Regions from separate parts of the Mus musculus genome. Here region 2 is linked to region 1. The links are chromatin loops, found by intact Hi-C in ENCODE. Cell type or tissue: heart. All regions are shown on one strand. Links, peaks and the distances in the headings refer to the core of each region. The heading gives the core; the rest is flanking DNA.

Evidence for each region. Hi-C counts contacts between places; a loop is a spot of excess contacts. Peaks named below come from ENCODE experiments on the same cell type or tissue, not always from the same donor. Only the 100,000 strongest peaks of a DNase experiment are listed, where the experiment ranks them.
Region 2: it touches region 1 in a loop (2.3-fold over the local background); 1 of 42 quality-filtered maps calls a loop at or near these places.

The regions. Positions count from the first base shown.
Region 1 is chr2:135,924,476-135,929,853 of GRCm38, forward strand. The region is part of intron 7 of Plcb4 (phospholipase C, beta 4); the gene reads left to right. Among named protein-coding and RNA genes, the nearest start is that of Gm14210, 110 kb to the left of the region's middle. In heart, for the core only: a CTCF peak has its summit at 2,609 (motif pointing left); a DNase peak (open chromatin) is centred at 2,756.
Region 2 is chr2:135,795,801-135,801,178 of GRCm38, forward strand. The region is part of intron 2 of Plcb4 (phospholipase C, beta 4); the gene reads left to right. Among named protein-coding and RNA genes, the nearest start is that of Gm14210, 15 kb to the right of the region's middle. In heart, for the core only: a CTCF peak has its summit at 2,502 (motif pointing right); DNase peaks (open chromatin) are centred at 2,461 and 3,771; H3K27ac peaks cover 861 bases.

The DNA.
Region 1 (5,378 bases), core at 179-5,178:
TTGTGGGTAGGAGCATTCCATAGGCAGGGGATCCATGGCTGAATAAAATAGAGAAAATGAACTCACCCTTAGCAACATTCATTCCCCTCAGCCTCTTTTTTTGGGGGGTGGGGTGGGTGGGGTTGGTTTGTTTTGTTGTTGTTGTTGTTGTTGTTGTTGTTGTTGTTGTTTTGTTTGTTTGTTTTTTGTTTTTCAAGATAGGGTTTCTCTGTATAGCCCTGGCTGTCCTGGAACTCACTTTGTAGACCAGGCTGGCCTCGAACTCAGAAATCCGCCTGCCTCTGCCTCCCGAGTGCTGGGATTAAAGGCGTGCACCACCATGCCCGGCTTCCCCTCAGCCTCTTATCGGGATGACCGGGCCAGCTTCTTCAATCTCATCCTACCTTGACCTCCGCACCAGGATGGAAGACAGTTTTGAGTCAGAATACACTCTTTCTCTCTTACGTTGCTCTTGTCAAGGCATTTTACGGCAGCAATAGAGAAGTAACTAAGATGCTTGGGTAGAACACCATGGCAGGAGCACATGACAGAGGAGGTTCTTCATCTCATGGTTGCAAGGAGCAGGAGAAAGATGAACAGAGAGAAGCCCAAACTAAGATGTAGCTCCCTGACTGCTTGGCTCCTACTCTTACAAGTTTCAGGATCTCTCAAATAGCATCACGGGATCAGAGAGTCAGCATCTCTGAGCCAGAATGTGGGTACTCACCAAACACCTCACTTGCTTGTATTTTGGGAGATGCACTCTTTTAGGTGCATCACACCTTTCAAATGAATCTGCACAGGCTCACACGGCAGATGTAAAGTCTAATCCAGGGGAAGACACCTAAGACTCTATTTCTAACAAGTTCCCTGGAAATATTGCTGCCCCTTGGCCAGGAATCATATGTCTGTGTGTGTGTGTGTGTGTGTGTGTGTGTGTGTGTGTGTGTGTGAGAGAGAGAGAGAGAGAGAGAGAGAGAGAGAGAGAGAGAGAGAGAGAGGGAGGGAGAAGAGAGAGAGAGAGAGAGATTGCTGAGGTTATAGTTCAGTGGTAAAGCCCTCACCTCCCATTTATGAAACCATAGGCTACACACCCTCTCCCAAAAAATTAAAAAGAAACAGATTTCTGTTCTCCATCCTCTGAGTCTCCATACCTGCAAACTGAGTCAGGAGGTTGGACATGATCACTTAGATTTAAATAATTTCCAGGTTATCTTGCTGATATTCCAGAAAGAAGGGATGGAAGGAGAGGGAAGGAGCAAGAAGGAGGAAAGGAGAGAGGGAGGAAAAGGAGGGGTGGGGGCTTTTAAGGTCTAACCCAGGCTAGCACTCCTGGCATACTTTACCTAGCAGGTCTGTGCTACTGTTGGGTGTATTTCCTTGGGAAGACTTCCACAGTGCTTGAAGCAGGGACAGAAGAATGAAGAGAAATTCTGTGAGTGGTCTCCTCAGATGAATAAGGCGATTTGGGCTAATGTCGTAGAAAGAGCTGGACTGGGATCTAGGACATGGAAAAGGAAAGAGGAAGCTAAACCACAGCCCTGGCTGAGCTGGAGCTCTGTGGATCCCTCTGACCTCGAGCTTGTAGTGATAAAGCAGTGGTTCTCAGCCTATGTGTCATGACCCTGGGGGGGGGGGTCAAACAACCCTTTCACAGGGTTGCCTACGTAAGACCATCAGAGAACACAGACATTTACATTACAATTGGTAAGAGTATGAAGTAGCAACGGAATAGTTTTATGGTTGGGGGTCATCACAGCATGAGGACCTACAGCATCAGGAGGGTTGAGAAGCATTGTTCTAAAGGAAAATTGTTGCTATAGCAACTGAGTTTCAGTTCATGTGGGTTTAGTCTAGTTTTGTTATAATTGTGTGTTTCTGCATTATCTTAATGAGGAGGGGTTCCTTTTGTTTGTGACAGTGTTTTCTAGTGTTCTACAGCAAGGAGACACATAATGAGGAAGGCCCAGACATTTGCCAGGAGCAGGATGCTTGATAACTCGGTGTCTGCATGAAGAAAATCAGGTCAAGAAGTGCTAGAAGCCAGACCCAGTGTCCCCAGGCACCTCTTAGCTTTCCACATGCCCAGACAATCCTACACAAGACTCCTCAAGGATTTTATTTTCCTGAGAAGGGATACTGGAAAAGGTCAAATCAATCTATAAAGTATAGAAAGGATTATAGAGTAAGAGAACAAAGTGGTTATCAGTGCTAATATGTGTAGTTAGTATGGTCAAGGCTTTGTCTTCAATATTCAGCACAAATAAAGTAAATAAAACTAAAATATAAAAGAAGGGTGAGACTTTACGGAAGCCACACCTCTCTGTATTCAGGTGCTGTTTTTCCTGTCATGGTGAAGTTACCTGGTACCCCTGCTGCGTGTGCCCACCGCAAGCAACTCTGAGACCCCACCAAGGCATGTCTGTTATCCAATAGCTCAAAGATACACCTCTAAGGGTGACATGCTATTAAAGTATTCAAGCTTACCTACAGCAATTCAAACAGGTGTATTTTTAAGTCACCACTTTAAAACCTGTTAATCTGGAAATAAGCAAAGGCCTGTAGCTCATACCTGGAGAAACTTTCCAGAGAAATTCTGGGACTCTACTGACACCTGCTGGCATCTCATCTCCTTAATGTTTGAAAAGAGCAACAAAACACGTCAGGCATTAATATTTCCTGTAGTTACTGGCACGCATACTATGTGTTTGGCCTGAGTCATGGCATGGACATGGAGGAGGTCTAAAGGACCTTGCCTTCCCTGACAGAGAGACAGGGAGCAAGCGATTGGGTGAAAACATCCCAACATGGGGACCTGACCCAAGACGGGCTCTGTGACTCTGGGCAAGGCCCTCAGACCTGCTTTCATCTTCATAAAAAGAACACGTCACAGCCTCCCACTCAGGGCTAAGCTATCCCTGAGGATGGTGGTGACATTTGCGATGCGTGAGTTCTGTCATGAGTGGTGATATCAAAGGTCATCACCTTTCCATTCTGATAAATAAGAGTCTTCCCCAATTCTATTAAAAAAGAAGAAGAGGAGTAGGAGGGGGAGGAGAAGAAGAAGAAGAAGGAGGAGGAGGAGGAGGAGGAGGAGGAGGCGAAGAAGAAGAAGAAGAAGAAGAAGAAGAAGAAGAAGAAGAAGAAGAAGAAGAAGAAGAAGAAGAAGAAGAAGAAGAAGAAGAAGATGATGATGATGAAGGCAGTTTAAGCCTCCTCAATACCTCCCCTCCCCCAGTATCTGGTGGTTATTTCTAGAAACAACTAAATTAGTGTGATCAAAAAACGTTGTTTCTCTGTACCGGCCACTTCTGTGCCCTAGGAAACTGTGGACTTTGTTCTATGTTTTGGAACAGATCTCAAGCCTTCAGGTTGAGAAAAATACTCCCAGTTAATGCCATCCAAATTATTTGTGCTTTTTCTGTCTGCTCCTGGGAAACTGTGTGGGCCTGTGGTTTGTTAGGCCAGTTACAGGATATTCAATAATCTCCGGGGAGCCAAGTCCATATTTAGCCCGACAGAGGAAGAGAGGTCTGGTAATGAGAAAAGAAGCAATTCTTTAAAGCTCCTGTTTCGTTTCTTGATTCTCTCTCTGTGTCCAGACCTTACCTGTTTGTTGAAGCTTTTGATGCTATTTGCAGTTCTCAGAAAACGGCCTTTGCTAGCTGCAAAAGGAAAGGTGCCTCCTGAGAGTTCTTCCGTCTTCCATCAGAAAGCTGTCAGCAACGTCTGGGACTCTCCAGGGCAATAAAAGCCATTAGCTTCACACCCAACAGAACGGCACTAGTGAGGATGTAGAAGTTAGCACCCTCATGCACTGTTGGGAGAAATGTAAGATGATGTAGCTATCACAGAAAGCAGTATGGCATTTTCTTTAAAAAGTTGAAAGGCTCCTCGTGTCGTCCTGTGACCCTTGCCTGTGGGCATTTATGCCAAGTAATTCATATCAGTTATTTACAGTATTCAAGACAAAGAAGCTCAGGTATCCATGGAGAGAAGAACGGATGGATGACCGTGGCATGCACATACAATTGAATTCTGCCTTGTAAAAGCAGAATTTGGCACATTAAATGAAAGCATAATGCCGAGAGAAATAGCCAGTCAGAACATGGAAAATCCTGTGTGATTATTCTTGTGCGAGATACTTAACATCGTTTAAAACATAGACCCAGGAAACTGACTAGCGAGGGTCAGCGGGAGAGGCACAGATGGGGATGATGAGTGCAAGGTATTGAGGATTAGCTAAAGCTCCTGAGACAGAACCATTTATGTCCTGTGTGTCTTTACCGAAATTAACAGGAGAAGACATCAAATAACAAGACCCAAACCACACTGCTATAATGCAGTTATCAGCTCAGGGCTTTCAGACATGAAATCCCTCATCTGGTAACGTGAAGCCTGGTGTTTTGGGGCAGTGCTGTGCACCAGGAGCTTCTGTGATGACAACAGTGCTTCTCCTGGGCACTCTCAGGACAGGGCCTCGAGTCCTCGTCATGGCTTTTTGTGGGGCACTTGAATGTCAACTGAGACATCCAATTTTAGACTTATTCAATTTGAATTTAAGGAATCCTATGATCAACGACAGTGACATTCACATTTATGTGACTACCCATTCCAAAATGTCTTCCTCCCCTTGGCAGTAGCTGCAAACTTAAGGAGGTAGAGTGGGCCGGGGAGGAGCCTTAGCTCTGTTTATTCCCAAGCTCCAGTTTGCTGCACAGCATGTCGCCAATGTGTCATTCCTTTGTGGCATTCATTAGCATCAGACATTGGATCCAAGAGCAGTGTTGGCTTTGGTTCATGGGCTAGCCTTTTCTAGAAAAATGCCCTTTTACAGACCCAAAGTTCTTTCCTGTCATGCGTAATCTGTCCTCACTTTTCCTTGTAAACCCGTGGAGTGGTGGTATGAACTGCAGCTGAGGTTCAGGTCCTTATACAGAAGTTCTGTGAACACATCCCTGCTTGCTCTGGGTACCGTGGCAGCAGGCAACGAATCTTTGACTTTTTAAGGCTTTGCTGGAAAAGACAAACAGGTAAACTATGTAAGCAGGCCAGATGGAGCAGCATCCTGACACTGCAGTGAAGGGCCTTGTCACATTTGTCCTCTAAACTGGAATAGGTAAACGTATCGGCATGTACTTGTACAGCATGACTTAGAGAAGGCTGAACAACTAAAATAATAAGGCTTATATTGAAACAGGCTGCAAGTGGGAAGCTTAGGAAGCCAGCCAGTCTTTCATGGCATTGTCATGCCACATTTAACTTAATGGGAAAAATGAAACCTGCAGAATAAAATACAACCGTGTAAAATATAGATGCCTGTGCAGCAAGGGGGGATAAAAGAAGAGTCTGTAGTTTTATTCCACAGAGGAGACAGGCTGTATTATAGTAATAATAAT
Region 2 (5,378 bases), core at 132-5,131, 130 kb before region 1:
TGAGTTTTCTGTGAAGGAAAAGGAATACATTCTTTCATTAAAGGGTTAATTATTCCTTCCATCTCTTTAACATGGTGGTAAGAGAATCTACATTTCTGATGGGTGGTCTGTTGTCCAGATACCTGGCCAACCTACCTGGAATGTTAAATCTTTATCCAGATGCAGGTTTGTTCTTTTGGGTAGGAGAAAAAATAGCTTTGCTTAGTGGGTTTTCGGGCCTATACCACATGCGGAACTCATTGGGTGTCTAGCTAGCAAGCCTCCAGGTTCCACTTTTTTCTATCTCCTAGGAATGGAATTCATATGCCACCACACCTGACTTTCATACAGCTGCTTAAGATCTGAACTCAGGGCTTCATGGTTGTGCAGCAAGGATGCTACCCATAGAGACATCTCTCATCTTTCATATCTAATATGATAAAATAAGACGGAAATGTACATCCCACACGGTACCTGGGGGGTGATGATACAGGACACATTATTGATGGGATTTCAGCATAGTGCAGCTACTTTGCAAGACTCCAGTGGTTTCTCATGGTTAAACACAAAGACATGTAATTCAGAAGAACCATTTATGGGTATCTAGGAAATGGCTTTTTAACCCCAGCCATTCACTCATATTTACATTAGTTCTTTTTACGAGCATCAGAAAGTAGAAGAAATGAAAGACAAACTGTGTTGTTCCCAATACAATGAGTTAGGCACTTTTCAGAGGAAAAGAACCATCTATTGGTACATACGTCTAGGAAGAGAAAGCAGGTAAATGGTTGTGTAGGAATTAGATAGTGAGGGTGACACAAAGGAGCAGTGTGGGGTTGTTAGGACAGCAGGGGGATTGTTTTGTGAAATGATTGGCGTTGTATGAGTTTATGCGTTTCACAAAAACTGCAGAACTACACTAGAAAGAATGAATTTTATCATGTGCGTGCACAATAATAGTTATTCTATTTGATTAATGATCTTTATCATTAAAACAGTCTATGCTTCAGAATCCAGGCTCTGGTGTGCCCTGAACGTCCCTGGAGGGCGAGAACATCTAAGTACTTCTCCATTTCATTTGACTTTGGTTGCTGTGGTTTCCTATAGTGACCTTATCTTGCTTCGTGTATTACTTGTAGCATCTCAGGCTGCTTGCCTGATGCCAGTAGCAGCAGCTCTGTCTGCAAAGAGCATGGAACTCTTCTCACGCTCTCCCAGAAGCTGGCTCATATCATGTGAAGTGCCATTCCAGGTGACCAGCCTATGTTGGAACCATTCATAAACCAGCTGCTTAAGTTCCTACTAACACCAATCGTTGTGGATAGGAAAGAGAACCGAGAGCTAGCTGCTGTCTTCCTATGCATTTGGGCGCCATTTTCAGTATGGTACCTGTTTTGGTGGTCTGGTACTAGTATCTCTGTTCTTGGCTTTGAAGAGTTTACAGTAGTCAAGTGCATCAGTCGAAAACAAATTATCATCAGGACCCTGTGGGCCTGCTCCTGATATATAGTCTCATGGAACAGATGGTTGACCAGTTGTGTGTGGCAAAAAAGCAAAGCAAAGCAAAGCAAAATAAACCATATAGATACCAATCCAAATTTAAATACTCGGGGAGAGCTTTAGGCCCTCCAAAGCTCTGGTAAGCTGTCCCTTTGGTTTGCTTGTTTGTTTGTCGTGGGGTTTTTTGTTGTTGTTTTTGTGCTTGTGTAGATTATGTAGGTAGAGCTCCCTGAGGTCCTGAGTTTGTGTTTTTCTATGTTTCTAGATTTACTGGAGATCACAGTTCTCCTGTGTCTCACATGCGTCCTCTCTACACCTCCCTGAAGCATCTGTAAACTTAGATTGATTATGAAATCCGCTTTCCCAGCAGCCTGGCAGAGGGGAATTATAACACATTGAGAGGAAACAGGTTTTTTTTTCCCCCCTTCTCTCTGGCATTTTTTTTTTCTGGAGCCATCAGCCCTTGCATTTCCCATGTTCCTAGTCTTTGTTTAATTTGCCCAGATTGTTTCTCTATTCTCCCAGTGATTTGACAGCAGAAGTAAAGGAGACGTGGAGGACTGTAACTGAACAGCCACAGGCCTGTGATAGGCCTGCCTTGTGTATGATCCCATTTCACTTTAAAAGGGTGAATTTGGTAGATAATTTTACTGCTTTGCAAATGAGGAAACTAGGTCCAGGCGAGGCTAATTGACTTGCATTCTCAACGATAGCCCATTCTCACTCCCAAATCCATTCTCTTCCTACGCCCCCAGGCTCTGGTTTGCAACAGTGTTTTCTCTCTTTATTTTTGCTTGCAAGGATGGGGGATGGTGAGTAGTCTGCTCTTCTGAGCCCTGCAGCTTCAGCTCAGACCCAGTTGCTTCCTGTTTTGCTTCTCAGCTCCCAGGAGGTTTGGCCTAATTCTATATATTTTTCAGAGCTTCTATCATATACTCCATCACTTGTTTCTTCTTCCCTCGTGATGGTGTCAGTTCCAAGGCTGACAGAGCAAGCACACAAGGTTCTCTTGTGTGAGAGATCCTGCCTCCAGTCACCAGAGGGAAATGGGAGAGCAAGGCAGAAGGCCTGACAGAGTGACTCCCAGAGGCCCAGAGGCCCAGAGGCCCAGAGGCCTTAGTCCTTGAGCACAGCTAACACACCATAGTTCCTGCAACTAGACTTGTGTGTTGTTTCTAGAGAGACTAGAAATTAGTTTCCAAACAAAACAAAACAAAACAAAACAAAACAAATGCAGCATTGAAACTACCATCCAGGACAGACTGAAGTTGATACTACCAGTGCTATTCTTTGTAGGCAGTATCATAGTTTCTGGTGACTATCCAATATTTAAGGCTTTCATTTATGAAGCGTGTCTGCCAGAGACTTCCAAAAAGAAAGATGTGTCACAGTGAAGATCATGTACCACTGAAGGGATTTGAGGAGTGGGTGCGCTGTTGCTCAGTCCTGGAAGCCAAGTCACATGTGACCATTTGAGTACTCTAAAGGAGGTTAGTTTGAATTGAGAGATGGTCATGTAAAGTCCACAGTAGATCCCAAAGCCTTGGAATCCAACAAAAACAACAAACTTCATTTTTGCACCAGTTACATGTGGATTAATTATATGAAAGTATTTGGAAATTAGTGGGTTAAATAAAATATTTTCTAGAAATTAAACCTACTTTATTTAACCTTTGTTGTTTTGTACTGCTGAAGGCTGAACCTCAGGCTTTGTCATGGTAAGTTGTTAAACCTGAAAATTGTGAGAGAAAGACCAATTGGACCGTTTTTTGAGCCAAAATTGAAAGCAAGCTTTAATTAAATACTGGTGAGGATGATGGACTCTGGCCAGATCAATTCCTAGGTTCCCAGAAAATGGCGACACATTTTGCAGAGGCTTAAAAATGTAAGCCTACATGGTCACTGTATTTCCAATCAGGCCAATCAGGGGTAAGCATCTATCCTGACCTACTTCCTGCCTATGTACCTTGTTTCGGGGAAGGAAACCCCGTGGCTTTGCTATCTCCCATAAACAACAGTCTCCAGCCTTTTCGGAAGCACCTATCTATCCTTGGGCAGGGGGTGCATACAGGGCAGGGTGACTTTGGCCTTGACAAAGGAAGTGCTCCACCATGGAGCTTTTGCCTCAGCTCTTAGCTTGTCTTCCTTGTATTTTCTAGTTTTCCCCATTGGCAAAAACCACACAGAACCGCAGTGCCATTGTGAATTGATATAACTGATGGAGCTTATCAGATTTCATAGGGTTCCGTGTGTGTTCAATATAGCTTAATTGCCTATGCAGATCCACAGGCCGCCACCACAGACAAATTCCGAGGATCTCCATTGTATAGGCTTCCTGTGCTGTTATCTCCTAAGATCAAGGGCCACGTCCTTTTCTCTGCTCTTTCTCAAGAAGAATCACTGATTTGTGCTCCATCTGGATAATCACTTCAAGTATGTCATGCATACGGAATGATGTAACGTACACCCTTTTGTGGTTAGCTTCTTTTTCAACACTCCCTTACCTCCGTCCTACTTGTTGGTCAACAGTTCTTTGTTTTAACCCTGAGTAGCATTCTGTCTTCTTTGTGTGTTTGTAATGATGACGTTGGAAAGCTTAATATTGCACATGTGACATGCATTTGATGCGTTTGTGGTCTTCCCCGTGTCTGTTGGACAGCATTGGTTTCAGAGTATTGTGATTGGAAGTCACCGAAAATGCATATTTCAATTGCATTTCCAATGATGTTCCAGCATTTCTATGTTAAATGGTATGTTTTGGTTTTGCTGATTGTTAATCAGGTTATTTGGAAATGAATAGGAATTTTTAAATAAATAGGCTATTTGGAAATGGACAAAAAGAGAATAAAATCATATCTAACCTGTAGGAGGTAGGTGTGTGTATGTGTGTGTGTATGTGTGTGTGTGTATGTGTGTGTGTATGTGTGTGTGTGTATGTGTGTGTGTATGTGTGTGTGTGTATGTGTGTGTGTGTGTATATGTGTGTGTGTATATGTGTGTGTGTATATGTGTGTGTGTGTGTGTGTGTTTCAGTAAGAAAAGGTTTAGGTTTCTGTCCACCAAAGAAACTTCATAAGGCTAGACAGCAGGAAAGGATACTTCATCCTGACTGCCAGTGGTATTCAGCAGAATAGCTTGAGACTCATTAAATGGCTCATGCATATCTTAGGTTCCCCGCACCCCCTTGGGAACTTAAGAAACTTTATTTTCAACTTAAGCTTCAAAAAGAGATCAGCTCAGTGAGCTTATAGTGGAGGCAAGAAGCGGGACACAGGGACGCTTCCGAGCAGATTAGAATGCAGTAACGGATAAAAGATAATACTATTTTCAATTAAAATTGCCCGGGGAAATTAGGTAGGCAGAGAATAATTACCTGTGTTGGCAAGAGTCCAGGCTTCTGACACTGAGAGCCTGCTGGAATCTTCTATGGGGTTCACTGAGGATCACAGGGAAGCCAGGGATATTTCATTTATATGTAATCTCAGACATATATGAATGTTGTAGCAGCTTTGTGTGGTATTTTACGTCAAATGATGTAGCTTGAGACCCTGTAAAAACAAAAGCCACAAAAAAGCAATACCACATTACACATCAGATGAAAGAGAAGTGGTTCTCACAAAATAAATTAGTTTCTGTGATTTCTGCTAATAGCTAATAAGACAGGAACTGAAACTGAATAGTAGAAAATGAAGATGCCCAACCAAGGTATAGTTCTAGCTCCCACTACTACATGCAGAGGGCCTCTGGAAGCTAACGGTCCTCGGTTACTGTCATTGAGTAGATGGTACCTACACACAGCATCGTGGGGAAAATGAGTCACCCATAGTGCATCCGCCTTGAATGCAGATGTTGTGATTCTATGTGTGTTCCCCTTCACAGCTCCTGTAGCGACTCGGTAC